Linked DNA regions of Homo sapiens: region 2 is linked to region 1. Evidence: read pairs that join two places in POLR2A ChIA-PET (ENCODE). Cell type or tissue: A673. All regions are shown on one strand. Links, peaks and the distances in the headings refer to the core of each region. The heading gives the core; the rest is flanking DNA.

Region 1 (9,228 bases), core at 4,229-9,228:
AATAATAACCAAATCTCCAAACAGGCCAGTTTTAGACCTACAGGACTACAGGTGCACGCCACCACACCTGCCTAATTTTTAATTCTTTTGTAGAGACAGGGTCTCACTACGTTGCCCCGGCTGGTCTCGAACTCCTAGGCTCAAGTGATCCTCTTGCCTTAGCCTCCCAAAGTGATTACAGGTGTGAGCCACCACACCTAGTCCAGCCATTCTATATTGTTCTTCTGTGCTCTCTTAATGTTTAACCATGCCTTTTATTTAAATAATTCCAGGAACTGGCCTTAGGAGATCCAGAATATCAAACCAAGGTTGAGAGTGTCCCATCTCAGGAAAGAATGAACAATTGATTTACAGCCTTGTTGCCTCCAGCTAGACCACCAGGTGGCCCATTACCCAACATAACCATTGCAACTAGATAATGCTGACCTGCATACCCTACCCCTCAGAGCTTTGCCCCGTCCTGCCTGCATATCTACCCCCGATATTTATTCTTTATTTTTTAAATAATTTTTAATTAAAATATGGAATGCTTCACAAATTTGCGTGCCATCCTTGCGCAGGGGTCATGCTAATCTTCTCTGTATCGTTCCAATTTTAGTATATATGCTGCTGAAGCAAGCACTAAGTGTGATGTTTTATATTCCTCTGAAATAGGAAATATTTACTTACTGTTTAACTTACTTGCTATTATCTGCAGCGTCACAACAGGAAACAGAAGGCACACTCCCCACTTCAGTAATTTGAAGACGACACAATAAATCATTAACTTATTTATAATGGTGTGGGCAGGATGTAGAAAAATTACAATGGTTAGCGTAAGACGGAGGGGCTAGGACAAGGGGAGGCAGTGGTTACCGGGACTTGGAACAAGAGGGCTGTGTACACCAGACACTATGGCCTTTGGTTGAAGGCCACTGCCAGCCTTAGTTAAGTCTGCGGGGGTAGGGGTGGGGTGCTGTGGGAATAAAGACCCCAACTTCCATCTCCTCCCTCTCTCCACGTCCCACTCAGAAACCAGAGGGCAGGGAAGTGTGTGGAGGAAGTCATGAGGCTAGTTTCCTGAGGCTCAGACAGGCGGATAGGGAATTGGGATGGAAAAATGGAAGATATCTCTCATATTCATTTAGGCAAAATGAAACGACTGAACTTCAGAATGCTGCCTTGTGTGTGACTTTGGGCATGTGGGTTTACCTGACCTGTTTCATCATCTGTAAAATGCTGGGTAACAGTTTCTACCACGTATAGTTATTGCAGGGACATATGTGGAGTTGCCTAGCACCCCGTATCAGTTAGCTATCATTGTCCCTAACCCCCAAAACTGAGTAGCACACACCACTACATTTTTACTTTTCACATTTCTGCAGGTTGGCTGATCTGGCTGGGTTCTGCTTCGAGCTGGTGGCCAAGGCTCACAGGCAGCTCTGGCCAGCCTGTCTCTTGTCCTCTTGGACCAGCAGGCTGGCTGAGGTGTATTATTCTCATGGAGACAGCTGGGATGCAGGAGAGCAAGCCCAGGTGTGCAAGTGTGTCTTAAGGCTTTAGCTGTGTTGTAATAATTTTTCTGGAGCTTTGGTAACAAATTACCACAAACTTGGTGGTCTAAAATTTTTTTTTTTTTTTTTTTTGAGATGGAGTCTTGCTCTGTCACCCAGGCTGGAGTGCAGTGGCACATGTCGGCTCACTGCAACCTCCGAGTCCCAGGTTCACGCCATTCTCCTGCCTCATCCTCCCGAGTAGCTGGAGCTACAGGTGCCCGCCACCACTCCTGGCTAATTTTTTGTATTTTTAGTAGAGACGGGGTTTCACCATGTTAGTGAGGATGGTCTCGATCTCCTGACCTCGTGATCCGCCCTCCTCGGCCTCCCAAAGTGCTGGGATTACAGGCGTGAGCCACAGCGCCCGGCCTAAAATATTTTCAAAGTAATGGCAAAAACTGCAATTACATTTACACCAACCTAATAACACAAATTTATTGTCTTATGGTTCTGGAGGTCAAAAGTCAGAAATGGGTTTCACTGGGCCAATCAAGGGAGGGAGGGAGGCATGGGCCCAGTCAGGGAGTCGGCAGGGCTGTGCTCCCTTAGGGAGAATCCGTTTCCTTGTTCCGTGGCTCCGTCCATCTTCAGAGCTGACAGTAGAGCATCTCCAATCTACTGTTGCTTCCATTTTTACACCAACTTTTTCTGATTTTTGACTCTCCAGCCTCTCTAGATTATAAGGGAGGCTGGAGAGTCAAAAAAAAAGCCTCCCTTTGTGATTACACTGGGCCTAGCCAGATAATTACATCTCCAGAACGTTATTTAATTACATCTGCAAAGTGTCTTTTACAATGTTAAGTTACATATTCACAGGTTCTGGAGATTAGCTCGTGGACCTTTTGGGGGGTGGGGGAGGGCATCATTCAGCCTACCAAATAGATCATGCCTGCTAAATTCCATTGGCCAACATCAAGTGAGGGAAGTACTCATAAATGCAGAAAAGGGAGACAATAAATATTTCTTATAGTAATGTAATCTACCACACATCTGGTAAGGCATTTTTTTTTTTTTTTTTGGAGACAGAGTCTTGCTCTGTCGCCCAGGATGGAGTGCAGTGGGGTGATCTTGGCTTACTGCAACCTCTGCCTCCTGGGTTCAAGTGATCCTCCTGCTTCAGCCTCTGGACTAGCTGGGATTACAGGCGCCCACCACCATGCCCAGCTAATTTTTGTATTTTTAGTAGTGATGGGGTTTCGCCCTGTTGGCCAGGCCGGTCTTGACCTCCTGACCTCAAGCGATCTACCCGCCTCGGCCTCCCAAAGTGCAGGGATTACAGGTGTGAGCCACTGCGCCCGGCCAAAGTTTTTAATAAACGCTTACTGAATATGAGTTGGACTATGATGACTCATGGTGCTATACTTTTCGAGGGCTTCCTGAAAAACTTCCTGAAAACACTAGTGAGCACTGATCATCTTATTATGATCACAGCCACACTGTTGTCTGGACTTGAGTTACTGCTAGGTCTGCAGGCAATGGTCAAGGTGGATGAAAACTATAATTTGAGGTATTTATTTACTCATTCCATTTATAGTGCTGTTGTGTACTCTAGAATCACATTGAAAGTTAGGCTCTGAATTTTCCTTCTTCCTCTACTCATTATTCAGAGCAAGATGACACATTATCTGCTTTAAACCCTCTGACGGCGCGGAAAAGAGGCTGCAGGATCTTAGAGAAACAGTTTCCTTTTAATCCTCTTATCCCTTTGCCAGAAACGGCCCAGAAGTCAGCTGAGGAACCATATATCCAGGCAGGGAAGCCATGTACTGCTCTGCTTTGAGCAGGTTAGAGCAAACCTGGAGTGCTTTGTCTACCAGTGGACACCACTCTGTAAGAGTGGCACACACAACGCCGGGTACGGTGGCTCATGCCTGTAATCCCAGCACTTTGGGAGGCCGAGGCGGGCGGATCATGAAGTCAGGAGATCGAGACCATCCTGGCTAACATGGTGAAACCCCGTCTCTACCAAAAATACAAAAAAAATTAGCCAGGCGTGGTGGCGGGTGCCTGTAGTCCCAGCTACTTGGGAGGCTGAGGCAGGAGAATGGCGTGAACCCGCGAGGCGGAGCTTGCAGTGAGCTGAGATCGCGCCATTGCACTCCAGCCTGGGCAACAGAGCAAGACTCCGCCTCAGAAAAAAAAAAAAAAAAAAAGAGTGGCACTCACAAATTAAGAGTGCAGAAAGACAACATATAGTTAGGAGATTCAAAACTGTGGCACTGACTGAGGCAGGGTTGAGAGGGTTTCCGCTTGGAGAAGAGAGGACCTTCAGATGACCAGAAGGTAACATGATTTGTGTGGCTAGAGGGAGAATCAGGTAATATTTTCCTAGCTCTGTCCACCGAAAAGGCCTATGACCAAACAAGTGGCAATGAATTTGCTTATTGCCCAGACTGGTTGCTAAATACCATTTCCAACAAAACCAGGGCTCCTTGGAGAAATGACTGATTTCAGATCTGGACTGAAAATGTACAACATGATGCTGGAAATCTTACCATACCAGAAAGCGAGGAAACTGACAAGATTAGAATAGTTTCAAAAGGACTCAGGAGACAAATTGAGTTGAGTTCCACTGACCGAAGACAGAATTAGGTATCATTGATTAGAAGGCCAGGCACAGTGGCCCACCTCTGTAATCCCAACACTTTGGGAGGCAGAGGCAGGCAGATTGCTTGAGCTCAGGAGTTCAAAAGCAGCCTGGCTAACATGGCGAAACTCCGTCCCTACAAAAAATACAAAAATTAGCCAGGCGTGGTGGCATGTGCCTGTAGTCCCAGCTACTTGGGAGGCTGAGGTGGGAGGATGGCTTGACCCCAGGAGGTTAAGGCTGCAGTGAGCCGTGATCATGCCACTGTATTCCAGCCTAAGTAACAGAGTGAGACCCTAACTCAAAAAAGAAAAAAATAAAAAGGTAGCATTGATAAGACGAGCTGCAATGGATTGAAATAAATGTTTAAAGCCACAAGTCCATGGTTTAATGTATCTAGGCAAAAATAATCAATGGTTGCCATTATGACAAAAAAGACGTTCAAATGGGGTCTTGCTAAGTTACCCAGGCTGGTCTTGAACTCCTGGCCTTCAACTCCTTGAACTCCTCCCACCTTGGCTTCCTATAGGTGTGGGACACCGCACTCGCCCCCACGTAGTTTTCTGTTTTTTCTTTTTTTTGAGACAGTCTTGCTCTGTCACCCAGGCTGGAGTGCAGAGGCGTGATCTCGGCTCACTGCAGCCTCCACCTCCAGGGCCCAGGTGATCCTCCACTTCAGCCTCCCAAGTAGCTGGGACTACAGGCACCTGCCACCATGCCTGGCCAATTTTTCTATTTTTTTGTAGAAGCAGGGTCTCCCTATGTTGCCCAGGCTGGTCTTGAATTCCTGGGCTCAAGTCATCTGCCTACCTCAGCCTCCCAAAAGTGCTGGGATTACAGGCATGAGCCACGATGCCCAGCCCCCAAGAAGTTTTGAAACAAAAATAAAGGTGGTGATGGGCACACTGAAAGCCCAGACTCACCGACAGAATATATGCATGTAACAAACCTGCACTTGCACATCCTATTCAAATTTTTTTTTAAAATTGGAATTTGACAAAACCACTAGAATAGTGGGTCTTAAGTTTTAGTATGTGCCAGAACCACCTAAGGGGCTTTAAAAAACACCTATGGCTGCGCTCTACCCAGTTTTATTTTTTAAATATTTATTTGAGACAGAGTATCACTCGGTCCCCATACTGGAGCACGATCTTGGCTCACTGCAACCTCTACCTCCTGGGTTCAAGGAATTCTCCTGCCTCAGCCTCCCAAGTAGTTGGGATTGCAGGCATGCGACACCATGCCCGGCTAATTTTTGTATTTTTAGTAGAGGTGGGGTTTCACGACCTTGCTCAGGCTGGTCTCGAACTCCTGACCTCAGGTGATCCACCTGCCTCGGCCTACCAAAGTGCTGGGATTATAGGAGTGAGCCACTGTGCCCGGCCCAGAGTTTTAATTTATTTGTTTAAAAAAAAAGTTGGCTGGGCCAACAGAGCGATACTCTATCTCAAAAAAAAAAAAAAAATTGTTGTGGGTACATAGTAGGTGTATATATTCATAAAGTAAATGAGATACTTTGATACAGACATGCAATGTGTAACAATCGCAACATGGAAAATGGGGTATTCATCCTCTCAAGCATTTTTTTGTATTTTTATTTTTTCTTTTTAATTACCCACACTACACAGACATACCCTCAAGCATTTATCCTTAATGTTACAAACAATCCAGTTATATAGTCTTTATTTTAAAATGTACAATTAAATTACAGACTATAGTCACCCTGTGTGCTATCACATACTATATTTTATTCTTTTTTGGACCCATTAACCATCCCTACCTACCCCTCACCCCCTTACTACCCCTTCCCAGCCTCTCATAACCATCCTTTTACTATTTCCAGGAATTCAACTGTTTTGATTTTTAGCTCCCACAAATATGTGAGAACATGTGAAGTTTGTCTTTCTGTGCCTGACTCTATCCACAGTTTTTGATTCAGAGTCTGGGGTGAAGACTGTATTTGTAACATCTAACATCGGAGATGATTTTGATGCTGCTGGTTGGGAACCATGTTTTTTTTTTTTTTTTTTTTTTTAAGACAGGGTCTTGCTCTGTCACCCAGGTTAGAGTGCAGAGGCATGATTGGCTCAATGCAGCCTTAACCTCCTGGGCTCAAGTGATCCTCCCACCTCAGCCTCCTGAGCAGATGGGACAGGTGGGCAGCATCAGTCTGATTTTTAATTTTTTTGTAGAGATGGGGTCTCACTATGTTGCCCAGGCTGGTCTCAAACTCCTGGGCTCAAAGGATCCTCCCAGAGTGTTGGAATTACAGGCGTGAGCCACTGTGCCTTGGCAGAACCACACTTCTTGCTGGGTGCAGTGGCTCATGCCTGTAATCCCAGCACTTTGGGAGGCCAAGGTGGGAGGATCGCTTGAGGTCAGGAGTTTGAGACAAGCCTGGGCAACATGGTGAAACCCCGTCTCTACCAAAAAGAGAAAAAATTAGCTGGGCATGGTGGCAGCTACTCAGGAGGCTGAGGTGGGACGATCGCTGGAGCCCAGGAGGCAGAAGTTGCGTGAGCTGATTGTAACACTGCAACTCTAACCTGGGTGATACAGTGAGACCCTTCACACACACACACACACACACACACACACACACACACACCCGCTTTCTCTAGGTCTATTAATTTACAGGAAATGCAGCATACAGGAGAATACACTTAATGACGCCATGAGATTGCAATCAGCAAAATCAAGACTGGGAAACTCTCCAGGACAATGACTTAGCTTCTCCAATAAACACACTGCAAGGGGACAAAGAGACTCTAGATTTAAAGAGAGTTTAGATGTCTTTAAAGAGCTATATAGTGCATCTACAGATAAAATGTCTAGGATTTCCTTCAAAATTATTTGGGAGAGGAAGTAGACAGGTATACATTGTTAAAGCTAGAGGAGCACAAGGGTGGTTCATTCCACTATTCTCACTGGTGTTTGAAACTTTGTATGACAAAAGTAACAGTAATGTGTTTAGTACACTCGGGCTGCTCATGAAGGACGAAAAAGTAGGGATAGTAGATACTTTAATACTTGGGCACCACATTCCACGTTTGGCATCTTTGTTTTGCCTTTTTCTCAAGTTGGTTAGAACAGTATTATTAGAGTTTAGCTATTTTTTTTTCTTTTTTTGAGACAGAGTCTTGCTCTGTTGCTCAGGCTGGAGTACAGTGGTGCAGTCTCTGCTCACTGTAAACCCCCCTCCTAGGTTCAGGCGTTTCTTTTGCCTTGGTCTCCAGGGTAGCGGGGATTACAGGCCTGCGCCACCACGCCCAGCTTTTTGTATTATTAGTAGAGATGGGGTTTCACCATGTTAGCCAGGCTGGTCTCCAACTGCTGATCTCAAGTGATCTGCCTGCCTTGGCCTCCTTTACAGGAATGAGCCATCACACCCGGAGAGTTTAGCTCTTCTATTTCAGAATGTTTTCCTAAATGCAGTTACTATTTAATGAGTGACTATGCCAAATGCTTTGATAATAGTATTTACTTTTCACAATATTAGCAGGTCTTGTTTTATAGATGAGGGTGCAACTTATTTGCCTCCCAATCCTTTTGGCCTTGGGCTAGGGGACTTGCTCTGCTTTCAGCAGTAATGGGGGTTCTATCTGATGCCATCAAAGCTTTGCCTTCAGCAGCTCTTAATCTCCAAATTGGTTCCCTCCTAAAGACAAAAATAAAAAACCACCTTCTTTAAACCTTACCTTTAAAAGTCTACTCCCTTAGCTGGGTGTGGTGGTGCACACTTGTCTCGGCAATTTGGGAGACTGAGGTGGGAGCATCGCTTGGGCCCATGATTGCACCACTGCACTCCAGCCTGGGTAACAGAGTGAGACTCCATCTCTTAAAAAACAGAAAACCTAAAGAAAACCCATATAGTGTACCTGCCCCCTCCTCCCCGCCACCCCTCCAAAGCAATTCCTTTATGGTAGAAGGCCAGGCAAGGTAGCTCACACCTGTAGTCCCAGCACTTTGGGAGGCCGAGGCGGGGGATCACCTGAGGTCAGGAGTTCGAGATCAGCCTGACCAACATGGAGAAACCCTGCCTCTATTAAAAAAATACAATCTTAGCTGGGCGTGGTGGCACATGCCTGTAATCCCAGCTACTCGGGAGGTTGAGGGAGGTGAATAGCTTCAGCCCAGGAGGTGGAGGTTGTGGTGAGCTGAGATTGCACCATCGCACTCCAGCCTGGGTAACAATAGTTAAACTCTGTCTCGTGGGGGGAAGAAAAGTTTATTTTGTAGGTTTTGCCCTCATCTTGGATTTGTCTCGTTTCTACATGACAGCATTTTGGGCAGGAATATCACAAGAATGAGACTCTGTCCTCGATGTATTATGTCCAGTGACCCATGTTAATAACCTGGATCACTATTAAGTCATTTTTTAAAATAATTTTGAGGGAGAGGAGGCTAACTGGAGGCTAGGTATATTAACTCCTCTTCAAAAAGTAACATGAAGAAAAAGCCTGAGGATGCATTAGAGATTTAGAGACTCAAGAACCATGACAACAAAATGCAACCAATGAATCTTGGACCAAGAGAAAAAATGTAAGGGACATTAAGGGACAACTGATGAAACTTCGGTATGAACTGTGTATCAGACAACAGTATTTTATCAGTTAATTTCCTGATTTTGATAATTCTGTAGTTACAGAAGATAATGGCCCTGTTCCCAGAAAACACATTGAAAAAAAATTTTTTTTGAGACAGGGTTTCACTCTGTCGCCCAGGCTGGAGTGCCATGGTGTTATCTTGGCTAACTGCAACCTCCGCCTCCTGGGTTCAAGCAATTCTTCTGTCTGTCTCAGTCTCCCAAGTAGTAGGACTACAAGCACGCAACACCATGCCTGGCTAATTTTTATATTTTTGGTGGAGACAGGGTTTCACCATGTTGGCCAGGCTGGTCTTGAATTCCTGAGCTCAGGTGATCCTCCTGTCTTGGCCTCCCAAAGTGCCGGGATTACAGGCATGAGCCACCGCACCCACTCTTCTAATTTTTGAACCATGATTCCTTTCTATTCAAAAGGAATAAAAAGTTAACGACTGTGTTAAGTGCTATACTGGGGGCCATCTGCAGGATTGCTCAAAGATAAACAGGCATATGTAAACAAG
Region 2 (8,054 bases), core at 846-5,845, 100 kb before region 1:
AAATCCCTGCTAGAAGCTGTTCTAAGATGCTAACATATGTGCTGGCCCTCAAACAATGGGAGCAACCATGGCTACTCTTGCCTGTGCCCCCCAACACCATGGCAGTGGCTGAGTCGTGGTAAAGGTGATGTGTTGGGGCCACATGTCTCCTACATGAGCTGGGGTTCCATATCCTTTGTTCCCGTCCCTAGCAACGTCCAAGGAAGGGATGGCTGGACTGTCAGGCTTTGGGGCGCTGGCTTTATCCAGCAAACACCACCCACCATACCCAAACACAGACCATGGCTCCTGCTCAGAGAGTTCATCCGACCATCAGCTACCCTAGAACTAAAGTGAGGAGGCCATTAGATCTAAGACCCAGCTTTTCAAGCATATGGAGAAAAAGAGAGCAGCTGAGGTCCTGTCTCATGCCAGGTGGGGAGGAGTCTCCCAGTCTGTAGCCTCAGCCCTCCAACCCTCACCCTGACGTCTGTCTAGCCACTGGGGACCCCTTCAGGTCCAAGGTCCAAGGTCCAAGACTGGTGGGAGTTCAAATAAAGTTTTTTTTTTTTTTTTTTTTGAGACAGAGTCTCGCTCTTGTCCACCAGGCTGGAGTGCAATGACCCGATCTCGGCTCACTGCAACCTCTGCCTCCCAGGTTCAAGCGATTCTCCTGCCTCAGCCTCCTGAGTAGCTGGGATTACAGGTGCCTGCCAGCACACCTGGCTAATTTTTGTATTTTTAGTAGAGACGGGGTTTCGCCATGTTGGCCAGGCTGGTGTCGAACTCCTGACCTCAGGTGATCTGCCTGCCTCGGCCTACCAAAGTGTTGAGATTACAGGCGTGAGCCACCACGCCTGGCCCAAAGAAAGGTTTTAACTTCAGGGCTGCAGAGAGACCTTGGCAGGACATATAGACATGTCTGAATGACTGCTGAGATCTGCAAATTGTAACCCTCCAGGCTCTTGGCAGCTGGAAGATGGACACGGACCTGTGGTTTACACTTGCCAGCCCAGGTCTTAACACTCAGGCCAGGCCCTCTTGTTGCACGTGGCCTTCACCCTGCAGATCAGTAGTGTACAATATAGCAGCCACTGGCTGCACGTGGCTATCGAACACTTCAAATGTGGCTGCTCCAAATTGAGATGGGCTGTAAGTGTTAAAATTCATGCCAGATTTTCAAGACTTAGTTAGAAAAAAAAAAGGAATAAAATATTTCAACCAGTTTTATATTGATGGTATGTTGAAATGAGAATATTGGATATATTGGGTTAAATAAAATACATCATTAAAATTAATTTCACCTGTTACTTTCTTACTTTTTAAATGTGGCTGCTGGAAGTTTTTAAAGTGTTTATGTGGTTTGAATTTCTTTCTTTTTTCTTTTTTTTTGAGATGGAGTTTCACTCTTGTTGCCCAGGCTGGAGTGCAGTGGCACAGTCTTGGCTCACTGCAACCTCTGCCTCCTGTATTCAAGCGATTCTCCTGCCTCAGCCTCCCGAGTAGCTGGGACTATAGGTGCCCGTCACCGTGCCCAGCTAATTTTTTGTATTTTTAGTAGAGATGGGGTTTCACCATGTTACCCAGGCTGGTCTCAAACTCCTGACCTCAGGTGATCTGCCCACCTCAGCCTCCCAAAGTGCTGGGATTACAGGCGTGAGCCACTGTGCCCAGCCTGCGTTTCTATTTCTATTTCTACTGGATAGCACTGCAGTAGAGCTTCACCAGCAGCTAGCTGGCTGGGTCTCAGCAGTCCTAGAGCTGGTACCCCCATTACATAGATGAGGAAACCACAGTTCAGTGTATAGCCCACTCAGGAGAAGTGTTTGGGTCAAAGGAGTGAGTCCCCTTCACTGTAACCTGTTGGCTCTAATCAGGAGCTGTGGCCTCACCCACTCATGACCTCCCCTCTCCTGGGATGTTTACGCTTACCTCAGGGGTACCACAGAATGTGGATGTGGTGTCTTCAGGCTCTACACCTTCCTTGCAGAGGCCAAAATCCGTCAGCACCACGTGTCCCTGAGAATGACGGAGGGCATGGGCTGGAGGGTGGTATGAGCCAAGGGTATGGCCAGGCCTAACCCCCAAAGCCCAGATGCCACACCCCAGGGCAGCAGCTGTGGGATCTGATGCCCAGGCACAGGCTGGAGGCTCCACTCCAACACAGGGCTCCTGGACTGGATGTCAGGAGCAGCACAGGGGGCCGGGTGGGCATTCCACTGTTTGCCCACAGCTCATCACAAACTCAGACCCACCCCTACGACAGTGGCAGCTTGTGGACAGAAAACCCCTAGACAGAGGCTGGGGACTCAGAAAGCAATCACACCTTGTGGCAGCTGGGCAGGAAGGTAGAATGAGTAGATACTGTGGGGTTCTGCCTGGATCCCTCTTCTGAAACCAGGCTACAGAAGAACCATGCCTATCCCCATCCCCCTGCTGCTAGAACATTGCCCGCACCCAAAGTTATGCCCCGTCCCTAGGAGCAATCCATGTCCAGGGGCACAAAGGCCCATCCTCTTTGTCTCATTTTGGGACAATCCTAGAGACCCACCCCAGCTCAGGCCCTCCCCCTGCCGGCAAGATCAGCTGAGGCCCCACTGGTAACTACAATGCAGGTGAGCTTCTTCCTTTGCCCAATCCTGTTTTTTTACCCCTTTAAAAGTGTTATCTCTTGAGAATGTTCCCCAATAAAGCTTCTGCCTCCTCTCCATCTCAGAGTCTGTTTCCATGGAGCCCAGTCTAAGACAAACTCCACCAGCCTCCACCTGGCTCCACCCCTGCCCCCTATGTACATGCATGCACACATATACATGTACAGTCTCATGTGCACATATGTATGTGTGTACATGTGCATGGGCACACACACATATGCTCAAATGCCTCCTCTACCTATATGCATACATGTACAATGCATGCACACCCATGTACACAGACTCATGGTCAGATAGTGTACCTGTGCAACCACATACACACACACACACACACACACACACACACACACACACCAACCTGGCAGTCCAAGAGAATGTTCTCTGGTTTCAGATCCCTGCAGAAAATAAGAGAAAACAGCCTTGAGGTGTCTCAGCCATTTAGTGAGGAGAGTTGGAGACCTGGGCGGGGGGTGGTCCTGGCAGGAGAACTATTCATGGAGGTTGCCAGAGATGCAGAAGGAGAGCCCAGAAAGGCTGGGCACTTGGACCTCGGAGGAGGAGACTCCAACCCCACCCAAAACAAAGGACCAAGTCCACCAGGATTTCATCAGGATTTAGTGTCCACACAACCCCTAGCTGTTGGAGCAAGAAGGGCTTGGTCCTGGCTCTGAGCCACAGGCAGGCCTCACCTGTAAATGATGTTGAGGGAGTGCAGGTAGCCAATGGCGCTGGCCACCTCAGCAGCGTAGAACCTGGCCCGGGGCTCCAGGAACCGGCGCTCCCGCTGCAGGTGGAAGAAGAGCTGGAGGGGAGGAGGAGTGTGACAGGAGTTATTGGGTGGCTGCTGTAGGGCTAGGGTGCACCTGCTCCCCGCCCTGTGCGGCTGCGAGCTCACTCCCTCTCTGACCTGCAGCATTCTTCCTACCAAAAGAGTGCATGCTGGCCCCTGCCCCACACAGCAGTCCCGGGTGTCCAAAGAGTCAGCAGAAGAAGAGATGAGTTAGCATTGCTTAAGCACCTCCTGTGTTCCAGGTTCCAAGTCAGGCCCTTCCACATCTCTTATTTAATCCTCATGACAACCTTCAAGGTACAAGTGTCATGCTAGTTTCATGTAAGAGGAAGCTAGGAGGGGTCAGAATGGTTAGGCGACTTGCCCAAGGTCATGTAGCTTATAATTGGCAGAGCTGGCATTTGAACCTGCGTGGTTCAAAGATTATGCTTTTCCATCAATCCAGGCGATATGATGATACGGCTGTCAGACTGAGCTCAGGTTAGATCCACCCATGGGCCAATGTTTTTGGACTATTTTGCTGGCATGGAAAGCCCTTCACTTAGGGATGCAGGACAAAAACCCCCCTCTTAGCATCATTCTGAAAGGCAAGAGATCACGCAGGTTAAATCTGGGGTCACTGACTGGAGCTCCACTACATTTTGCATCTTGACCAGAGAGACAGAGTGAAGCCCAGGAGGGAGCTCTGCTTGTCCCAGCTGTGCTTCTGGGTCACCAGGTGGCCTTGAGGTCTCTGTTTACCACAGTGACCAGTCAATCCCACCCTGTGGCCTATGGGAGCACTAGAAACCTTGACCACGAGCTCCTCTTAGCATTGACCTTTCCCGGGCCTATCAAAGTGCGTCTATGGGCAACTCTGAATGAGGAAGGCAAGAAAGCATTATGGTGGGGAGTCTAACAGACCTGAATTCAAGTCCTGACTCTACCAGGTATGCGCTGGGTGGCCTTGAGCAAATGATTACCTCCCTGAACCTCAGTTTCTTTAGCTACAAAATGGGTCTATTGTAAGATGAAGTGAGATCATTCCAGAACTTGGCATGCAGTGGGCATGTGGGATGGACAGCTCCCAGCCGAGAGCCAGCCCAGGGAAGCCTCCCTGTGGGCCCACCCACCTCTCCCCCGTTGACATAGTCGAGCACGAAGTAGAGCTTCTCAGGTGTCTGGAAGGAGTAGCGCAGGCCCACGAGGAAGGGGTGCCGCACGTTCTTCAGAAGCACACTGCGCTCTGCCATGATGTGGCTCTGCTGTGGAGTCACAAAGAGAGGGGTCCATGTCACAGCCCACAACAGCCTCTTTTATCCCGGCTCAGCCCATATAAGCTTGTGGGTGGGGGTCATCCTACCCAGGACTTTCTCATGCCCCTGCTCAAACACCCACAATGGCTCCCTATTGCCCTTAGAGCCAGGCCCAAGTTCCTTCCTTAGTATTCAGGGCTCAGGGTGGTCAGCCTCATCCTAAGCTAGTTCATGTGGGCACAGCTCTAGCCCCTGTATCAGAGCTTCTTGCCCTTGGAGTGAAAAGCAAAGCATGTGTGATGCCTACATAACTGAGTTCCTAAGGGAAAGAAGCCACACACTATCCATATTCATGTATTTGCTCATGCTATTTCCTCTTCCTGGATGTCGCACCCTCTTTTCAGACCATCAGAATCCCACCATCAAGGCCAGCTGCACCGCTGCCTCCCTCAGGAAGACCTCCCATTCCACCCCCCACGGAGACCTTGTTAACATTAATCTCTCTTTTCTCTGAGTCCCCCAACCTCCTATGCAATCCTCTCTCTGGGCCTGCTCTGGCCTACTAATGGAGTCAGGTGTTAAAGGAACTCAGGTCAGCTGAGGCATCAAGAAATCCATGATGGGGCTGAGTGTGGTAGCTCATGCCTGTAATCCCAGCACTTTGGGAGGCTGAGGCCAGCGGATCTCTTGAGGCCAGGAGCCTGACCAACATGGCAAAACCCCATCTCTACTAAAAATACAAAAATTAGCCAGGAGTGGTGGCGGGTGCCTTTAGTCTCAGCTACTGGGGAGGCTGAGGCATGAGATCACTTGAACTCAGGAGGCGGAGGTTGCAGTGAGCTGAGATGGTGCCATTGCACTCCAGCCTGGGTGACAGAGCAAGACTCTGTCTCAACAACAAAAAAAGAAGTCCATGATGTGCTGTGCATGTAGCTCATGCCTCTAACCCCAGCACTTTGGGAGGCTGAGGCGGGAGGATTGCTTAAGCCCAGGAGTTTGAGGCTGCAGTGAGCTGTGATTGCACTACTGCACTCCAGCCATATGGCCTGATGGCATGAAGGGTCTTCAGAGAGAATAAAGTGGGGCTCCACATTATACAGATGGGGAGCCTGGCACTTGGAGCAGGCAGAAGACTTGTCCATCGTGGAGCCTGTGTTTCCCAGGGGAAGGCAAAGCCAGGCTGGTTTTCCTGAAAGCCCTGTGGTGAGATGGCTTGGCCTGCTTTCTTTGAGAAGGGCCAGCATCCTGCGTACCACCTCCCCTCTACCCTTTGTTGTGACCACTTCTGCACCCAGGCCCATGGACCTGTCAGAGGTGGGACCCATCTTTGAAAGCCACCCTAGGCTGCGGCTTGAGAAGCAGAAGAAGAAATGCCTGTGCCCGAGCTCTGGTACCTCTTTCTTCTTTAAGATGGACTTTTTCTGTAGTACCTTCACTGCATAGAACGCCCCATCAGACTTGCGCTTGGCCAGTAGGACCTGAGAAGAAACATGAATTTGAGGCCCTGTAGGTGACTTTGGACTTCCCAACAGCAGTACAAGGCCTCCCGCCTGCCCCTGCTTTTGTCTGCAGGTGCGAGTGCTCTCTCTTCATACATACAAGTGGCAGCAGGGGCTGGAAGAGGCTGCAGAAGGGAAGACCCAGGCTTCCCACCCTCACCAAGTCACTCACCTTCCCGTAGTTCCCTTTGCCGATGACTTTGAGGAAGTCGAAGTCCGTGGGCTGGGCACTGGGGGAAGAGGGAAAAACACGGATCAGCATTTGCAATGTCTGGAAACCTGGTGCCTGAGAACAAACCTGGGCTTCTTTTTAACTTTAGAATGGGGAAATACAGAGAGCCTTCCAGGAGCCATGCCTCCTCACCCCCGAAGAACCCCATGTTCTCCCAGCCGAAAGAGGGCTTGTAAGATTCACCCTGGCCCCAGGGGAACTCAAATTCAAGTTAAACAACAGGCAGAGGGTAGAGATAAAACCAGACATACTGCACAGAAGGCCTGCATAGAAGGCAGGGTTCTGGTACCCAAAGCCCCTCAGAAGGGCCTGAAGTGTGGGGAGTTGCTAACAATGCAGACATTTAGGTGGCATTGCAGGAAGAGGGTTCAGCATGGGCAGAGGCTGGGGAATTTGTGGGAGATAGAGCTGGGGAAAGGTCCTGGGCCCAGATGGCAGACAGTCTTGAATGCTAGACCAGAGAATCTGGATTTTATTCCCAAGGCAAGGGGAGCCAGGTATGAGGGGAGTCAAGTAGGAAAGGTGCTTGAGGGACCAGAACTCACTTTGGGTTGGCTGAAGGCCCCAGGTTGATGTTCCCATTGGCCCTGGAGGGCTAAAGAAAGAAGTGATTATGATCAGCAGATCCCTACTCCTTGGCTACCTCCCTTTCTCCTGGCCCAGGCCCTGATCCCTTCTCCAACAACTCTACTAGGCCTGCCTGCCTTTTTCTTTTCTTTTTTTTTCACCTGCCCGCCTGCCCGCCTCCCTCCCTCCCTCCCTCCTTCTACCCACCCACAAATCCACTTATCCACCATCTTACCCACTTCTCAAAACAGCCTTGGGAGGCAGCTGGCTGTTGTGCTAATTGAATAGGCGAGGAAACTGAGGCCCAGAGAGGAGTTGCCCAGGGTCTCACAGGCAACCAGGTTGGGATACGACCCAGGTGTCTCCATGACAAATCTCATGATTTTTCCAGTTCATCTTGAAGCCCTATTTCAAATCTCTACTCTATTCACCCTGCAAGTGGCTCATTTCTATGTGCTCGCAGTAACCCTCTCAGCCCCTGACATTGTCTGGGACCCACAGATTTCCTTAGCCTCGGGAAGAAGTGAGCCCCCGATGATGGGTGGGGGACCAAGAACCACTCACCTGTGGACTTGGGGTCCCAGCTGGGCTAGAGTTCATTCTGTAGCAATGATCAGGCAGCTCTGGGGGGACAGGGAGGAGCAGGCATGAGAGAGTTGGTGTTGGGGGGTCAGCTCCGCCCATCCAGGGCTTCAGGCACCACTGCCCTCTCCATCCTCCCCTACCTGTGCACCTGCCACCGCCTGAGGGTTTCCTACCCGAGGTAAGCAACCCCTGCATGGATGGAACAAGAAATGATATCCCCTGGACCCAGACTTCCTAACAAACATCTCAGAAGGGATAAAGGGGGATGGTCAGGGTGTGGCCCCTCCCAGGCTGATTCTTTTCAAGAACTGGGGACACCCAGGGCAACAAGACCCCTGTGAGCCAGGGTAGCTCCAGAAGTCCAAGATGGCCAGGGCTGGAAGGATCTTTTCAGGGCATAAAGTCTGAACCCATCCCCCATTTCACAGATGGAAGGCCTGTGGCCTAAAAAAGGACCTTCCTAGGGCCACATAGCCTTGTGAAGCACAGGCTGGGCTCTCCGGACTCCCATAGAGG

Evidence for each region. Peaks named below come from ENCODE experiments on the same cell type or tissue, not always from the same donor. Only the 100,000 strongest peaks of a DNase experiment are listed, where the experiment ranks them.
Region 2: POLR2A ChIA-PET joins it to region 1 with 12 read pairs; 12 of 35 experiments call an interaction of 5 or more read pairs at or near these places.

What each region holds. Positions count from the first base shown.
Region 1 is chr20:43,464,407-43,473,634 of GRCh38, reverse strand. It overlaps the pseudogene RNU6-1251P. Among named protein-coding and RNA genes, the nearest start is that of SRSF6, 11 kb to the right of the region's middle. In A673, for the core only: no CTCF peak of the experiment used is centred there; a DNase peak (open chromatin) is centred at 6,804; H3K27ac peaks cover 2,311 bases.
Region 2 is chr20:43,565,995-43,574,048 of GRCh38, reverse strand. It overlaps SGK2 (serum/glucocorticoid regulated kinase 2), which reads right to left. Exons shown (of 13, transcript NM_170693.3): 2 at 7,518-7,576; 3 at 6,932-6,981; 4 at 6,327-6,384; 5 at 6,050-6,133; 6 at 4,533-4,664; 7 at 3,320-3,432; 8 at 2,989-3,025; 9 at 1,912-1,998. The coding sequence starts at 7,553. Among named protein-coding and RNA genes, the nearest start is that of SGK2, 11 kb to the right of the region's middle. In A673, for the core only: no CTCF peak of the experiment used is centred there; no DNase peak of the experiment used is centred there.